2 separate regions of the Mus musculus genome follow, and region 1 is linked to region 2. The links are chromatin loops, found by intact Hi-C in ENCODE. Cell type or tissue: heart. All regions are shown on one strand. Each heading gives the region's core, and the rest is flanking DNA. Links, peaks and the distances in the headings are about the cores only.

Region 1 (8,338 bases), core at 166-8,165, 390 kb before region 2:
GGTTGCCTGATCCAAAACAGCATTCTATGCTCATATATATATATATACATATATATATATATATGTATATATATATGTGTGTGTGTGTACATGTGTGTGTATATATATATATACACACATACATATATGTGTATATACATAGACATATGTATACACACACACACACATATATATACGTGTATATATATATATATATACACACACACATATTATATACATCAATTACAAATAACATTCTAATGTAATCACGCAAGAGATTCAACAAGTACTGAGGCATGCAAAAAATGTTCCTGTCAAACACCAAAGCTATAGTGATATACCGCTTAGTAAGATTAAGGAAAAAAAAGAAAAACACACTAGCATTAGGACATTCTATCAATGTAGTATTATAAATAAATAAATAAATAAATAAATAAATAAACAAACACTTTCTTCAAGCTACACATGGGTTCTATTTGCCAAGATCTATGACGCTTCTTTACTAACCAAAGTTATAACCGCTTACAAGCTCTCTGCCTGTACGTGGATTAGCAACGAGGACTGCTTCCATATATCTGTGGCCCAAACAAGCTTACATTCTAAATCTCTGAGTCATGAAAGTCTTACTGAAGCAAACGCTGTGCTCTTAAATATCACACTTCCATTAACTTCTAGGTAACACTGGGTTCCCTCTCCCAAATTCACACGAAATATGTATTTTTTTTTCCGTTCTCAGTAGTATGTCATTTGATGTCAATGATGGCACTGGATGCCCTAGAATATTTTCCATTTGGAAAAGATGCAAAATTTTCCACTCAAGACATGACAACCTGGCAAACTCATGCCTTTCACTTTCTAACTACCGGATGAAAACCTAAGCAAACTGGACTTTACTAAGCATTTGCTATGTAATAATCACTTCCACCGTATACCTCAGACAGCTGCAAAGGAAAGGTGGACTGAAAAGGGACCTGCATCGCGTGACAACTAGTGAGGCCCGATCCTCTCCTCCCACCTACAGGACCAAAGACCGGGGGCCAGGCGGAGGACGCTTATGCTTGAGCCGGGACATGGGCAGGACATGGGGGACAGCCACAATTACCGATGTTCCTGTGACCCTGCAACTGCTCCAGCGCCGCCCTCTCTTTGCGGAAACCATACTCCGCGGCCGAGGCCGCAGCCCCGGTGGTTCCCGGAGGCAGGAACTGCTTGAGGGCGCCGGGGGGCGAGCCCGGGGTACCGCAGCACCGCACCCGGTACACCGAGGCCGACGAGCCGCTGCCCAGGCGGCTCTGGACCTGCCACAGCCGCCCGAAGGCCTCCAGGAAGCGCGGCGGCTCGGCGCCCCACGCGCAGCCGGACCCCGCCATGGTGCGGGCTGGGCCGAGGACACGCGAGCCGACACGACGCGCCAGGCAGGCCCGCGGCGCCCGCCGTCACATCCCCGCCCGGACCCGCCGCTCCGCAGGGAGGGGCCTGCAGCGCTCCGACCGACTCCCCGGACCTCAGGCCGCCATGACACCGGAAGCCGGAGTGCACTCGGACCCAGCCGGAAGTGGGGGAAAGCCAATCCTAGAGGCTGAAGGAGGCGGGCCTAAGAGGGGCGGGGCCTCCAGGGGGAAAATTGTTTAGCACAAAACAACTGAGATATTAAACTTAATTATTAGAGATGGGGTGTAGCACAGTAGTAAAGTGCTTGCCTTGAATGCGCAAGGAAGGCCCTGGCTCCAGCAAAATATATGATTATTGATTTTTTTGTTTTATTTATCTTTAAAGAGTTATTATATTTGTATTTATATATTTGTGTATTTGTTCCTCATGTGTGCAGAAGTCAGAAGAAGGTGTAATATCTTTTGGTGCTGAAGTTACAGGAGATTGTGAGCTGCCGGGTTTGGGTGATGGGAACCAAAGTCCTGTCCTGGGGAAGATCAGTATTTCCTCATAGCCACTGAACTGTTTGTCTCTTGTGCAGCTATCTTATTTTCTATTACCTATTGTTTCAAGCTGAAAGCTACGTGCTTTCACATCTTCCTGATATCCATCATTACCACCTCCCTTTCTAATATAACTCCGATTTTCTTTGGAACAGTAATATACACAAAAGAAATACCTGGCCTCTCTCAGAAGTGGCTGTGACCACGCCCTCTCTCTAGTCAATAAGACCTTCCTGCATAACTAACAAGGATTTATTGGAAGATCTAACTTGACTCACTTAGATGTTGTGTTTTCTTCCCTGTTACTTCCTATCTCCTGCTTAAGAAAATAAGCGTAAAGCTAAAGACAGATTAGTTGGGGCTAGAGAAATGGCTTAGCAGCTAAGAGCACTGACTGCTCTTCCAGATCAGGGTTCAATTCCCAGCATCCACATGGCAACTCACGAGTGTCTATAACTCAAGTCCCAGAGCATCTGGCACTCTTACACAAACATGCAGGCAGAATTTCAGTGTATATAGAAATAAATAAATCTTAAAAAGCAAAACAAAAAATAAAGACAGATTAGTCATCCTGTTTATGAAGCAACTGAGAGAATAAAAGCAACATATTAATATATTAATTGGATGTGATCTATTGTGCCAAAAAGCCCAAAGTATGTTGTCTTAGATATGGAAGCATTCCCTTCTACAATTAATAATGCAGGGTTCTGCCAATCTCAGTGGACTTTTATCTTTGTGACCTATGTGTTTGCCTTGTCTTTCAGCATTTCATGGTTTTGAGAATGGGGAAAGAGACCAAAGAAGCACAAAAATAGCCAAAATGGTACTGAGTTTTCTGGTCGTATCCCATTAGCTAGTGCTTACCTAGTCATATGACCCAAGCTAGCTCCAGACAAGCTAGAAAATTCACATAAAATTCATAACTAATGGAAGAAGAGGAAACTGGGTGTATAGGGACAAATAAACGCAAGTCTAGATCATTCATGACCCAGAAGAAATGCAAAAGGTTTCTGGATCCTTGACAGCTTGGTAGAAATCCATTGTGCTTCCTAAAACCATCCTCCAGACTTCTTACTGGGGGGGGGCAGGGTGCCTATTTGATTAAAGAATCTTAATGTTTTAAAAACACAAGAGCTTTTATGCATATAAATATGCACAGTGTAGCATTTACCACATTAGTCATTTTTAAGTGTATAGGTAATATAAAATATTTTGACCTTGTGCAAACATTATCAACAAACATCTGAGGAACTTGTTCCATACATCTTGTAGAAACTAATCTCTCTTCTAATTAAACAAGCTGCCAACTCCTCTTTCCTTCAGCCCCTGACAATCTACCAGTTCATTTTAGTTCTTATATCCATAGTCCTCTTGTTAGTCTACTTGTTAACTTGTGTTAACGCAAGTGGCCATACAAATCACCATTCACAAACCACTCAGATTCACACAGATAACCTCATCATGACTGAATACAAATAACAGCTCATAACCCGAGGACCACTAACTGACCAAATGACATGAGATGAAGAGGGAGTGGGGCTTGACCTTAGCATCCACCATGCTCCAATTTCAGAAGGAAGTAGCCAGAACTAAAGTTGGCAACTGTGAATCATTAGGTCCCCATCTCCTGCTACTAGCTCTTCTACAAAGTCTTTTATTTAAGCAAACGGTGTGGGATATTGGATCACAGAAGCTGATTTGGTAGAGAGATAACCATGCCTTAGATCCTGTCTTGTGCACACACACACACACACACACACACACACACACACAGAGCTGCTAAATTCTTAGCATGTAGAAACTTGAAGATGATGTGAGACAATGGAACTAACTTCCTAAACTATGGATTTATATTCACTAATCTGTTAAATGCAGAGACTCCCTCCCTGTAAACCTAAGTTCAAATCCAGAGCACCTATGTAAAACAAAACAACCAAGCATGGGAGGCATGCCTGTAACCTCAGTGCTAGTAGTAGGACCTGTAGGGGCAGGAGGACAGCTAGGACTTGCTAGAAGTAGAAGAGGTGGTGCACCATCATGAGTCCCAAGAAAGAAGATATGTTTGAGCCCTCTCAATCTGATCTGCCCCAGCATCTGAGAGTGGACTGCCATCATTACAAACAATCTAAATTCCAGTTATGCTTATTCTGTGACAGGAACATGGTATTTCTTTCAGTCTCCATAACAACCCATTAGTGTTTTATAGTAGGAGAAATGGATACTGAATTTGGAAGTCATGTGTTTAATGCCATGTGCATGACGAAAAAGTCAAAGACTTAGGGTTAAAAGCTGAGCAGTTAACTCTGGAACCGATTCTCGCCTATGCTTCTGAATATAAATAATATTTTTATGTAAGGCTTTTTGGTTTCTTGGGGCAGGTGCTAAAACCCAATTTTGCTATTTACCAATGCTTCTACCAGAAGTTGGAGAAGAGAGCAGCGAGACTGGGAAGTCATTTTCCTTGCCTCCACATAGACAGATGGTCGAGTTTTTAAAAAAGAGGACTAAGATTCCTCACAAGCTCTCCTCATCCTGCTCTGCCACATTTTAAAGGAGTGAAAAATACAGTCATTCTCTTCCTCATTAGTATTGCTATGTGGGGTGGGTAGAATAAAAAAATTTATTCGTGCATATCAAATTATTGTTCTTAAGAAAATCAATCATTCTTGCATTAAGCTCTGCTCTAACATAGTCAAAAGAAAAGACTGCCTACCCTCTCTCTCTGCCACCCACCCCTTCCCCATGAAACAAACACATCAGAAAAGATATGCCATTAAAGTATGCTCAGTACCAAACAGACCATGGTGGTGCATGACTAATTTACCCAGCACTAGGGGTTTCCTTGGTTTAGCTCACCATCTTTCCCCTGCTTATCAACACTCCAACCACAAGGTGGAGACAAGAGCAGGGAGGTTAAGAACTCTACATCGCTCAAAAAGTACAGTAAGTCTCAGAAGAGACTTGAAATTTTTATAGGGTTTAGATTCACATAGATTATGGGGACTTTATAAATTGGACTAGGTATGTTTTGTATTTATGGCTATAAGCCTACTGGGGCCAGGGATGTGGTGATTTGAGAGAAATGATTTCCATAGGCTCATAGACAGTGGTACTAGTAGGAAGTGTGGCCTTGTTGGAAGGGTATCTTAGTCGCTTCTTGTTACCTGCCTATTCAGTTGTAGAACTCTCAGCTCCTTTTCCAGCACAATGTCTGCTGCATGCTACCATGTTTCCCACCATGAGAATAATGGATTAAACCTCCAAGCAGTATCCCAGCCCCAGTTAAATATTTTCCTTTATAAGAGTTGCTGTGGACATGGTATCTCTTTGCAGCAATAAAGCCCTAAGACAATTAGTATCCTTAAGTAAAATAAATATGTAAGAGTTTCCTTTTTCCTGTAAGAGATTGTGTTTCTACAACTGAGGACGTGAATTAAAGTTGTCTTTTGATTGGTTGGTTTTTATTTTAAAAAGTCTTTTAAAACATGTAAGAAAAATCAGTGCCCAAGATTGAGGATCAGATACAAACAAACAAACAAACAAATATCCAAAGACTTCCCTGCTTTAGTGAGGGATATGGTCTCAGGCCTCTGTGGAGGGCCTGGGTCATCCCTGTAGATGTTACCGATGACTCTGCTTCGTCTGGGGAAAAAAATGGCCTAATTGGAACATATTAAGGATTATGGTTGCTATTACCTTGGTAATCTCTATTTTAATCCTGATAACCAAGATGACTTCTTATGCCTTCTTAAGGAAAAGGGCTTTAGAAAGATAAGAAAAAGAGAAAAATGAAAAATAGGAGCAAACCTTAGAAGTGCAACTTGAAAAGTTTATAAATAAGAATGAGAAAGATACAAAGATGACAGAGATACAAGAGTGGGAGAGAAATGAAAAAACGGAGACAAACCTACGAAGCAAAATTAGAAAAGTTTATAAATAAGAATGCAGATGATAGTAAGATGATAGAGATACAGGAAAGGAAAAAGATGAAAATTGGAGTCAATTTTAAGAAGAAAATTTAGAAAAAATTAAAAATAAAATTGAGGAAGATACTAAGAGACAAAGGACGGCTCAGAGCCTATAGCATCACCTTGTAACAAGGCTGCAAAAAGGCAGTCTATATCTGTTTAAAAAATAAAGTAAAATTATTTTTCCAGCACTGATAAGGGTATCAGAAGGAGATAAAAAGAGACCCATGGGGTTATCAAGAATTCAAATGGCTGAGCTGGGCGTGGTGGCACATGCCTTTAATCCCAGCACTGGGGAGGCAGAGGCAGGCAGATTTCTGAGTTCCAGGCCAGCCTGGTCTACAGAGTGAGTTCCAGGACAGCCAGGGCTATACAGAGAAACCCTGTCTCAAAACAAACAAACAAACAAACAAACAAACAAACAAAAAGAATTCAAATGGCTACCTATAGAGACACAAGATTTCAAAAACTTTAAGGAAGCAGTAACAACCTATGGCATATTCACCTTATGTCAAACAGAAATTTAATAACTGGGAAAAACAAATGGTATGATTGTATCCAAGATATAGGAGAGATTTGATGAAAACCATCTTAGAAATCCTCAGTTACAGTGGCTAACATGGTGGAAAGATGAAGCTTCAATCATGGAGCAACAAAATAGGCCTAGAGGCATTGAGATGATCAAGCATCACTTACTAGGTGAAGATCCCTCCTCTGAATTGAGAGTACAGACTGTCCTTGATCATGCCATCCTAGAACAATGTCATACAGTAGCCTTAAGAACTTTGGACAAGTCTGAATGACAGGGGCAAGCTGATTTGTTTACAAAGCTAGGCCAAGGTTCAAATGAATCTTTCACTGACTTTTTACAAAAAATTAACTCCAATGAAAGCAATATCATCAGATCCAACTGGTAGAGAAATTTTAATAGGATATTTAGCTTTTGAAAATGCTAATGGTGAATGCAAAATGTCCATTATATCTTTAAGGACCAGATCTGCACGTCATTATGAATGGATTACAACTACTGTGGATATAGAATCTAATGTGGTTATAGAATCTAATGTTCACTATCCAGTTGTGGTTGGACAAACAATTACAAGAGATATAAAAACTCAAAATGCTCATTGCTGTGTCTGTGAAACATCAGGTCATTTCCTAAAGAGCTGTAGATGAACAGTTCCTAGGGATAAATTCTTCTATAATAATAATAATAACTGAGGGAGAAAGTTTCCTATGAAATGTCGAAAATGTGGAAGGTACCAACATAAGGCTCATGAATTGCTGATCCCCCTACATGGGAATAGCTCTGAGACTAGTTGAGACATTAAAGTATCTCCAGCCAGAACTTCAGCCACGTATAGCTAATAAATCTTGTTGAATATAGAATCCTTATGCCATCCTTTCAAATGGCATAGATAGAAATTTATATTATAATTTGGTTATACAATCTAACTTATAAGAAAGACAGTTTGTATATAAGCTTATAAGCTGCTCGAACAGAGAGCAGACAACCATCTTTAACTGGATTGTGCACACTTCACATCCCATACATATGTTATTGCAGAAAAGTGTATTCCCTGTGGGAGTTATATGTTTACAGACACCAATGAAATTGATGCAGCCCTGGTAAGAGTCACCCTTGGGGATGCTGAGATGCTAAGATATATTTATGCCACCACACTGCTTGATTCTACCTAGGACTGCCTCAATTCTGTTTCCTCAAAAATCTGCATCCAAGACAATTTCTAAGTGGCTAGCTAGATTGTCAGCATCATAGACTGTGCCTGTCAGGGCTTCATCTAAGCTCTGAACTTTCTCAGCATGCAGAGACTGGACAGCAAGTGCTATGGCTAAGTTTCTTGAGACTGACCAATAGCCTGATTTGAGGGTGGGAGCAAAATAAAAAATGATGCTCCAAATCAGCAGAAAGCAGTTTTAGGAGAGTGACACCCCCATTCCCGAAAGGTAAGATGGGGTGATGGATGTTTGTTGCTGTTAGGGAGTGGGGGTGGGGATGGATGAAAATTGTTGATGGTCTTGATCAGGGAGAAAACAAAATAAGGGAGGTTAAATTCCAGGATTTCTTTTACTCTTTCTTTTTATGTCCTCTATTATTTTTTCTTTCCTATCTAATGTTAGGGGAAAAGGAGAAATAGGAGATGAAAAGAAAAAAAGGAGAATTTAGAAATAATATAGGAATTATAGGATAAAATGATAGATTATTGAATCTATTCTTAGACCAATACAACAACAATCAACATGAATAACACAAATAGTTTTATATTGGTATGGATTTTTATATTGATACATATTTAGGATTATATCTTTTTACAACATTATATATATAATATATACATATATATGTTTGTGTGTGTGGTGTATGTGTGTGTATTTCTATGTTTCAACTCTTATTTAAGGTATTGTACCTATATAATTCTTAAAAATGAAATGTGA
Region 2 (8,338 bases), core at 325-8,324:
TTTCCCAAATTAACTCCAGGACCTTAAGCATAGAGGTTTAGGAGGACATGAGCCAGGCTTCACGCCTCTCCTGAACTCAGACCTCTGTCCTATGACTATACATCTCTGGCCAGAAAGGAAGAGCACTCCACAAAGGCCTTCCCTCTCCTGTTACAGCCGTTAGAGAGAAAGAGAAAGGAAAATGTTGTTCCTCATTTTGAGATCATACAGAAAAAATGATAAAGTCTAACTTGTCCATGGGATTGTTTCTGCATTTGCTCATGTAGAGATACTCACTAGATATACTGTACACAAATATAGTTATAGACATATACAATGGAGAGACAAGCAGACAGACAGACAGACACACATGCACACACACACACATGACTCCAACAGCAAATATCTATAAGAAGATAAATGTAATATGTTGTATATACATGATTAATTAACCCTAAAAAGAAAATAATTCCTGGGGCTGGGGAGACCGTTTCTGTTCCAGAGGAGCCAGGTTCAGTTCCCAGCACCCACATGGTGGCTCACAAGCATCTGCAATCCCAGTGCCAGGGGATCTGACTCCTCTTCTGACCTCTGTGACCTCTGACCAGGCATGGGTGGGGTACACTGAAGTACATGCAGGCAAAACAACCTTACACATAAACACAAAACAAAATAATGAGAGAAAAGATAAGAAAATGAAGATAACTCTTAGCTGGGAGTGGGGGTGCAGATCTAACACTCCGGCGCTCAAGAGCAGGAGATAAGAGGATCATTGCAGGTTCAAGAGCAGCCTGCTCTATATAGCAACTTAGGTATGTTTCCAAGCCAGCTAGTGCTGCATGGTGAAGTCCTTTTAGGTGTCCAAAACCTAAAAAAGCATAGAAAGAAAGAAAGAAAGAAAGAAAGAAAGAAAGAAAGAAAGAAAGAAAGAAAGAAAGAAAGAAAGAAAGGAAGGAAGGAAGGAAGGAAGGAAGGAAGGAAGGAAGGAAGGAAGGAAGGAAGGAAGGAAGGAAGGAAGGAAGAAAGAAAGAAAGAAAGAAAGAAAGAAAGAAAGAAAGAAAGAAAGAAAGAAAGAAAGAAAGAAAGAAAGAAAGAAAGAAAGAGGGAGGGAGGGAGGGAGGGAGGGAGGGAGGGAGGAACTCAACACCTGGATAAACCTTGGGGATGCTAGATATTAAACTAGGTACTTGGGTACTTGACAATGGCAAGCAAGCAGCCAGCACCATTTTGGAGCGGGTTAGTCTGTGGCTTCTGGCTGTATCGAAGCATAACACAAGCATCACTTCAAGTGCCTGTCTGTGGTCTGTGGAGAACACATGTTTCTGCTAACCCTGTCAGGACGGAGGGTGTTTGTGGCGAAGAGGCAGAACCCGGGCCAGGAGCACACTGAACTTGCAGAGCTCAAGGGCTGGAGAGTGGGCTGAGTCTGGGGCCTGAGATGGGGAGGACCGCATCTTCTGCCTCTTTGCTTGTTGGAACCACGGTCTTGCACTCACTGCCCCTGGCCCCAACACACAACTGAAGGCCAGATCCTTGGGAGTTTTGTGCCATGCTGGGAGAACTTTAGCAGAGTAGATTTCCTTTCCCCCTTCCTTTCTCCCTCTTGATTAACATGAATCTGATCTTCCAAAGAAGGAAACGGCTGCTAAGATGAATTTTGTTAAGTATATTTTACCAAAATAAATGTTTTAAAACAATGACATCATGCATTACTTATAAGTATGTATCACATTTCTTATCACGTTGTGAGCTCCTAACAGACACTTGCTGTCCAAGGCCCATCATGACTGCATTAGTGGTGCACTTAGATAAGAGGGCCCGCCCAGGACCTGGAGATGGAGCCCAGTGACTGAGTGTTAACCTCATGCATGCAAGAAGGGTCACCCAGACTTTCAGAGATGTATTTTAGGGCTCAGGATGTGGCTCAGTTGACAGAGTGCTTACCAAGCATGTCCCTGGGTTCCAATCCAATTTAAACCTGGCATAGTAGCCCAAGACTGTAACCTAGTCCTGGGAGGTAGAGACAGATAATCATGAGTAAGGTTATCTTCATCTACATAACAAGTCCAAGACCACTGGACCACAAGATCCTTTTTTAGATTGTGCCTCCTACCCCGTGTGCGTACACGCCCCCCCCCCCAAACCAATCAAACAAACAAACCCCAGATGTGGCAATTTGGTAATATAGTCCCAAGGATATCTCTTCCTAGGCCCTGTGACTAGACTTGCCTGTGAGTGACTGTTTCACCTGGTTATTTAACCACAGTATGTAGCTGGGATAGACTGGTATTCTAGGGAGGTATTTGTGGCCTACTGGTTTTCCAGTTACTACTGTTGATTGCCACAAGTGGTAGGAAACCAAACCAGGTAGAAGGAGTTCTCCTGTACAAAATAGAGAACTACAAGCAATATGTGTAGGTCTCCTTCAGCCACACACCACCGCCCCCAGCTTATGACAAAAAGTGATTTCTGCCAGCCAGTTAGAGTACCATACCAGACTGGTGAAGACAGACGCAAGGGTTTAAGCCGCATATAGAGCACTCTTGAGCCTCTTACAACCCCAGTTCTTCAGCACCTGCAGTCACCCATTAGAAGGGGTTCTGGCAACACCTCGGGGTTCTCCAAAACACAGAATGGGAGGAATAATAATTCTGATTCTCTGATACATACCCACTGCTTCTGTCTGTCTTTTAGATCGACTTATGTCCAACCACTTCTTAGAGCATACAAAGTTCTCTTTAATTCATTACCTCGGCTGATCCTCATGAGAAACTTCTGAGGGAGAGGCAATCGTGGTACCCCCCCCACCCCCACCCTCATGTAGACAAGGAAACTGAGGCTCAGGTGGGTTATGAGATTTTCCAAGGTCAGGTAGATGTAACTGTGGGCTCAAGTTTGGAGGCCAGCCCAGCAGGTAGGTAGATGTAATAACAGTGGGGTCAGGGTTGGAGATGAGACACGCCTGTCCACAGGAGCCTGTCCAGGGCTTCCTTTTCCTTAGTCCTCAGGTTCTGTCACCTGCTCTGTAAACTTGCTGTCCTTCCCTTTGTGGGGGGAGCTTTCTGGAAAGAGGACCAGCTATAAAGCCAAGACCAAAGGAAACATAAGTTGCTTCTCTACGGTTCCCCTGGGGAAGCAGGGATGGCTAATCTAGGATGGCAAAGCCTTCTAGAACAGCTCCCAGAGGCCCCATTGACTCCGAGGCTCTCTGAGCAATTTTCTTCTCCCAACATCATTCTTGCTTCACTGCTCCATGGGTCACCTGACATCACTACAAGACAAAATGCCCAATGTTTATGTTGTCCCCAGCATAGTGACAATGAAATCCAGAAGTTCACACCTCCTCTCACCATCTGGTGTATGGCGACCACAGCAGGGAAGACTACCCTCTCTATCACTCTCCACATAGTGTCTTGTGTCCTTTGCAATGGCCTGGATCCCAAGTCCAACCTGCATACTGCTCACTTTGGGACTGTGACCCAGGGCCCCTGCTTGCCGGAACATTCTCTTTTCACAAAAGAGTTTCCTCCATAGCTTGTGCCTCCTTGTTCATTTTCCAGCCTCAGCCAGGGCCAGCCCTTCAGTGCTTGCTTGCTTTCACCTGGCTGACGCATGCAGGAGCAATGCTACTACATACGTGTGTTTTCTCTTCTCACACCAGTGAGTCACTGTGAGGCAGAGCATTGTGTGGGACTCGAGTGTGAAGAGAAAGCTCATCTGAGACAAAGGTCCAGGTTTCAATGGAGCCTGAGTGAGCCCAAAACCCTGCTTATGCTCTGTTTGTTCCACTAAGATCATCCAAGCTTTCCACCCTTAATCTACTGCGTGAGTCTCATTTTCCTTCTTTGTTGCTATAGGCATTATACTTCTAGGCCAGCCATCTTGGTCATAACTTCACATTTCTAGTGACACTGAGATAGTGCCCAAAACAGGTACACTTTCAAAGGCCGCAAGAAGTCAGAATCTGGGCTGGAGAGATGGCTCAGCTTTTAAGAGTACAGACTGCTCTTCCAGAGGTCCTGAGTTCAATTCCCAGCAACTACATGGTGGCTCACAACCATCTGTAATGGGATCCGATGATGCCCTCTTCTGGTGAGTCTGAAGAGACCTACAGTGTACTCATGTACATAAAATAAATAAGTAAATTTAAAAAAATCAGAATCAATGTTGTTGTAATTATTTGCAGGTATTCCAAAATGTTATTATCTTTAAAAATCCATTGGTGCTAGAGATTTGAGCCCAGAACCTTGTGTTTACTAAGCCATCACCACGCCGCTGAGCTGCATCTCTAGACTTCTTTTGATTTTGAGATCGAGTCTTAGCCAAGTTGCCTGGGTCGGCTTTAAGTTTGCAACCTTCCTGCCTCTGTCTACGGAGTAGCTGGAAATGCAGGCCTGTGCCACCAAGCTTGGCTTTCCTTATTACTTGGGGAGTATGAAGCATTAAATGTGGAGAATATTCTTACCACTATCTCATATGGGAAGAGGCTTAAGCCCAGAACACCGGATATAGAACTCAGAGCCACACTCAGCGATGGCGAATGGAAGCTAGAACTCAAGGCTCCTGGGTTCTGTCCCTGTTTGTGTTCCTTGAGGTGATCGCCGGCTGTGAGGACGGCTTCAGAGCTGTACCCTGGCTCTGGTTGCTGACAGCCCGTTGACCACTTCACAGATGCACAGCTGACTGCAGTCTGGCCTCCTTTACAGAGTAAAGCTCTGTAAAGCTGGGCAGTCTCTGGTGCCCTCAAGGGGCAGAACTGAGAAGTGAAGAATTCACACAAGGTCTGTTAGAGCAGTGGGTCTCAGCTTTCTAACGCTGTGGCCCTTTAACACAGTTCCTCAGGCTGTGATGACTCCCAACCATAAAATTATTTTCATTACTACTTCATAATTTTACCACTGTTACGAATCGTAATGTAGATATTTATGTTTTCCGATGGTCTTAGGTGACCCCTGTGAAAGGGTCATTTGACTCCCCCAAATAGCCCACAAGTCGAGAACCACTGATTTAGAAGTGCACTGAGATGTACAGACTTCAGATATGCTTATTCTCAGTGCGTGATGGTTTTTTTTTACTCGAATTTTTTTTATACAATAAAGTTTATTGCATTTTTTAAAGAAATAAAATGATGACTCAGGAAGCTGTGGGGTGCCATGTGTCATCTCCACGGGACTCTCCAAATCCACTCAAGTGACTGTTTTCTTTTTTTTTTTATTACGTATTTTCCTCAATTACATTTCCAATGCTATCCCAAAAGTCCCCCATACTCTCCCCCCCCCACTTTCCTACCCACCCATTCCTATTTTTTTTGGTCCTGGCGTTCCCCTGTACTGGGGCATATACAGTTTGCATGTCCAATGGGCCTCTCTTTCCAGTGATGGCCGACTAGGCCATCTTTTGATACATATGCAGCTAGAGTTAAGAGCTCCGGGGTACTGGTTAGTTCATAATGTTGTTCCACCTATAGGGTTGCAGATCCCTTTAGCTCCTTGGGTACTTTCTCTAGCTCCTCCATTGAGAGCCCTGTGATCCACCCAATAGCTGACTGTGAGCATCCACTTCTGTGTTTGCTAGGCCCCGGCATAGTCTCACAAGAGACAGCTATATCTGGGTCCTTTCAGCAAAATCTTGCTAGTGTATGCAATGGTGTCAGCGTTTGGAAGCTGATTATGGGGTGGATCCCTGGATATGGCAGTCTCTAGATGATCCATCCTTTTGTCTTAGCTCCAAACTTTGTCTCTGTAACTCCTTCCATGGGTGTTTTGTTCCCAATTCTCAGAAGGGGCACAGTGTCCACACTTTGGTCTTCATTCTTCTTGAATTTCATGCGTTTAGCAAATTGTATCTTATATCTTGGGTATCCTAAGTTTTGGGCTAATATCCACTTATCAGTGAGTACATATTGTGTGAGTTCCTTTGTGATTGTGTTACCTCACTCAGGATGATGCCCTCCAGGTCCATCCATTTGCCTAGGAATTTCATAAATTCATTCTTTTTAATAGCTGAGTAGTACTCCATTGTGTAAATGTACCATATTTTCTGTATCCATTCCTCTGTTGAGGGGCATCTGGGTTCTTTCCAGCTTCGGGCTATTATAAATAAGGCTGCTATGAACAAAGTGGAGCATGTGTCCTTCTTACCGGTTGGGACATCTTCTGGATATATGCCCAGGAGAGGTATTGCTGGATCCTCCGGTAGTACTATGTCCAATTTTCTAAGGAACCACCAGACTGATTTCCAGAGTGGTTGTACAAGCTTGTAATCCCACCAACAATGGAAGAGTGTTCCTCTTTCTCCACATCCTCACCAGCATCTGCTGTCACCTGAATTTTTGATCTTAGCCATTCTGACTGGTGTGAGGTGGAATCTCAGGGTTGTTTTGTTTTGCATTTCCCTGATGAATAAGAATGTTGAACATTTTTTCAGGTGCTTCTCTGCCATTCGGTATTCCTCAGGTGAGAATTCTTTGTTCAGTTCTGAGCCCCATGTTTTAATGGGGTTATTTGATTTTCTGGAGTCCACCTTCTTGAGTTCTTTATATATATTGGATATTAGTCCCCTATCTGATTTAGGATAGGTAAAGATCCTTTCCCAATCTGTTGGTGGTCTTTTTGTCTTATTGACGGTGTCTTTTGCCTTGCAGAAGCTTTGCAGTTTCATGAGGTCCTATTTGTCAATTCTTGATTTTACAGCGCAAGCCATTGCTGTTCTATTCAGGAATTTTTCCTCTGTGCCCATATCTTTGAGGCTTTTCCCCACTTTCTCCTCTATAAGTTTCAGTGTCTCTGGTTTTATGTGAAGTTCCTTGATCCACTTAGATTTGACTTTAGTACAAGGAGATAGGAATGGATCGATTCGCATTCTTCTACATGATAACAACCAGTTGTGTCAGCACCATTTGTTGAAAATGCTGTCTTTCTTCCACTGGATGGTTTTAGCTCCCTTGTCGAAGATCAAGTGACCATAGGTGTGTGGGTTCATTTCTGGGTCTTCAATTCTATTCCATTGGTCTACTTGTCTGTCACTGTACCAATACCATGCAGTTTTTATCACAATTGCTCTGTAGTAAAGCTTTAGGTCAGGCATGATGATTCCACCAGAGGTTCTTTTATCCTTGAGCAGATGCTGGCAAGGATGTGGAGAAAGAGGAACACTCCTTCATTGTTGGCGGGATTGCAAGCTTGTTCAACCACTCTGGAAATCAGTCTGGCGGTTCCTTAGAAAATTGAACATAGTACTACCGGAGGATCCAGCAATACCTCTCCTGGGCATATATCCAGAAGATGTCCCAACAGGTAAGAAGGACACATGCTACACTATGTTCATAGCAGCCTTATTTATAATAGCCCGAAGCTGGAAAGAACCCAGATGCCCCTCAACAGAGGAATGGATACAGAAAATGTGGTACATTTACACAATGGAGTGTTTTTTTTAAAGTGTTTTGTTGTTGTTGTTGTTTTTAAGATTTATTTATTTATTATATGTAAGTAAACTGTAGCTGACTTCAGACACACCAAAAGAGGGCGGCAGACCTCATTATGGGTGGTTGTGAGCCACCATGTGGTTGCTGGGATTTGAACTCAGGACCTTCGGAAGAGCAGTCGGCGCTCTTAACCACTGAGCCATCTTGCCAGCCCGTACTTTGTTTTTATTTACTTACTTACTTACTTATAGTTTCATATTGCCTGTCTGGCCTCCAACTCACGTGGTATCGGAGGATAACTTTGAACTTCTGTGTCCCTGCTTGTACGTCCAGACTGCTAGTACAGCAGGCAACACTCCCATGCCTGGTTATGTGGTGCTAGTGATGGAATCTACAGACTCAGTCAATTCTAAGGCAAGCACTCTACCCACGGGGCTATATCCCCAGTGCCAGTCCATTGGACTTACTAGAAATAAAAATAATTTCTATTACCATTCAAGAAAAAGAAAAATTTGGGGCTTTGGTTACTATCAGAGAGAGAGAGGGGAAAAAAAAACCTCAAGAATTTACTGGCCTCTTTCAACAGGGTTGACGATTTACACAGATCTGGTGAATAGCCACAGAGATCTCTGGTAGAAGAGTTCCCTGCATTTATATTAGGGAGTAAATTTTCCTTACCACTGCAGTAAAGTCTAGATGAGAAACAAGTCTTCTCGCCCACCTTGCAAATAGCACAGCACTTCCAGAAGAAAGACTTCAATATGTTACTGAAAAGGACCCGTGTACTCATATGAAAAGCCATATAATTGATCTGTGCCATTTTTAACATCAATAATTTTATGCAACAGAAGTTTCCGTGATTGAAATTGGAAACACTGATATATTTGCTTAAACATATCCTGTTTTATGTGTCCTAGGGTGGATTTTTTTATGGCG

The links. A loop is a pair of places that touch in the nucleus more often than their neighbours do. Peaks named below come from ENCODE experiments on the same cell type or tissue, not always from the same donor. Only the 100,000 strongest peaks of a DNase experiment are listed, where the experiment ranks them.
Region 1: a loop joins it to region 2, with 15 times the contacts of the local background. A loop is called at or near these places in 28 of 42 quality-filtered maps.

Annotation. Positions count from the first base shown.
Region 1 is chr1:170,213,892-170,222,229 of GRCm38, forward strand. Uhmk1 (U2AF homology motif (UHM) kinase 1) reads right to left here and starts at 1,516. Exons shown (of 8, transcript NM_010633.4): 1 at 1,082-1,516. The coding sequence starts at 1,349. In heart, for the core only: a CTCF peak has its summit at 4,793 (motif pointing right); a DNase peak (open chromatin) is centred at 1,470; H3K4me3 peaks cover 1,580 bases; H3K27ac peaks cover 1,280 bases; H3K27me3 peaks cover 743 bases.
Region 2 is chr1:170,608,703-170,617,040 of GRCm38, forward strand. No RefSeq gene overlaps it. Among named protein-coding and RNA genes, the nearest start is that of Nos1ap, 23 kb to the left of the region's middle. In heart, for the core only: a CTCF peak has its summit at 4,725; no DNase peak of the experiment used is centred there; H3K27ac peaks cover 3,164 bases.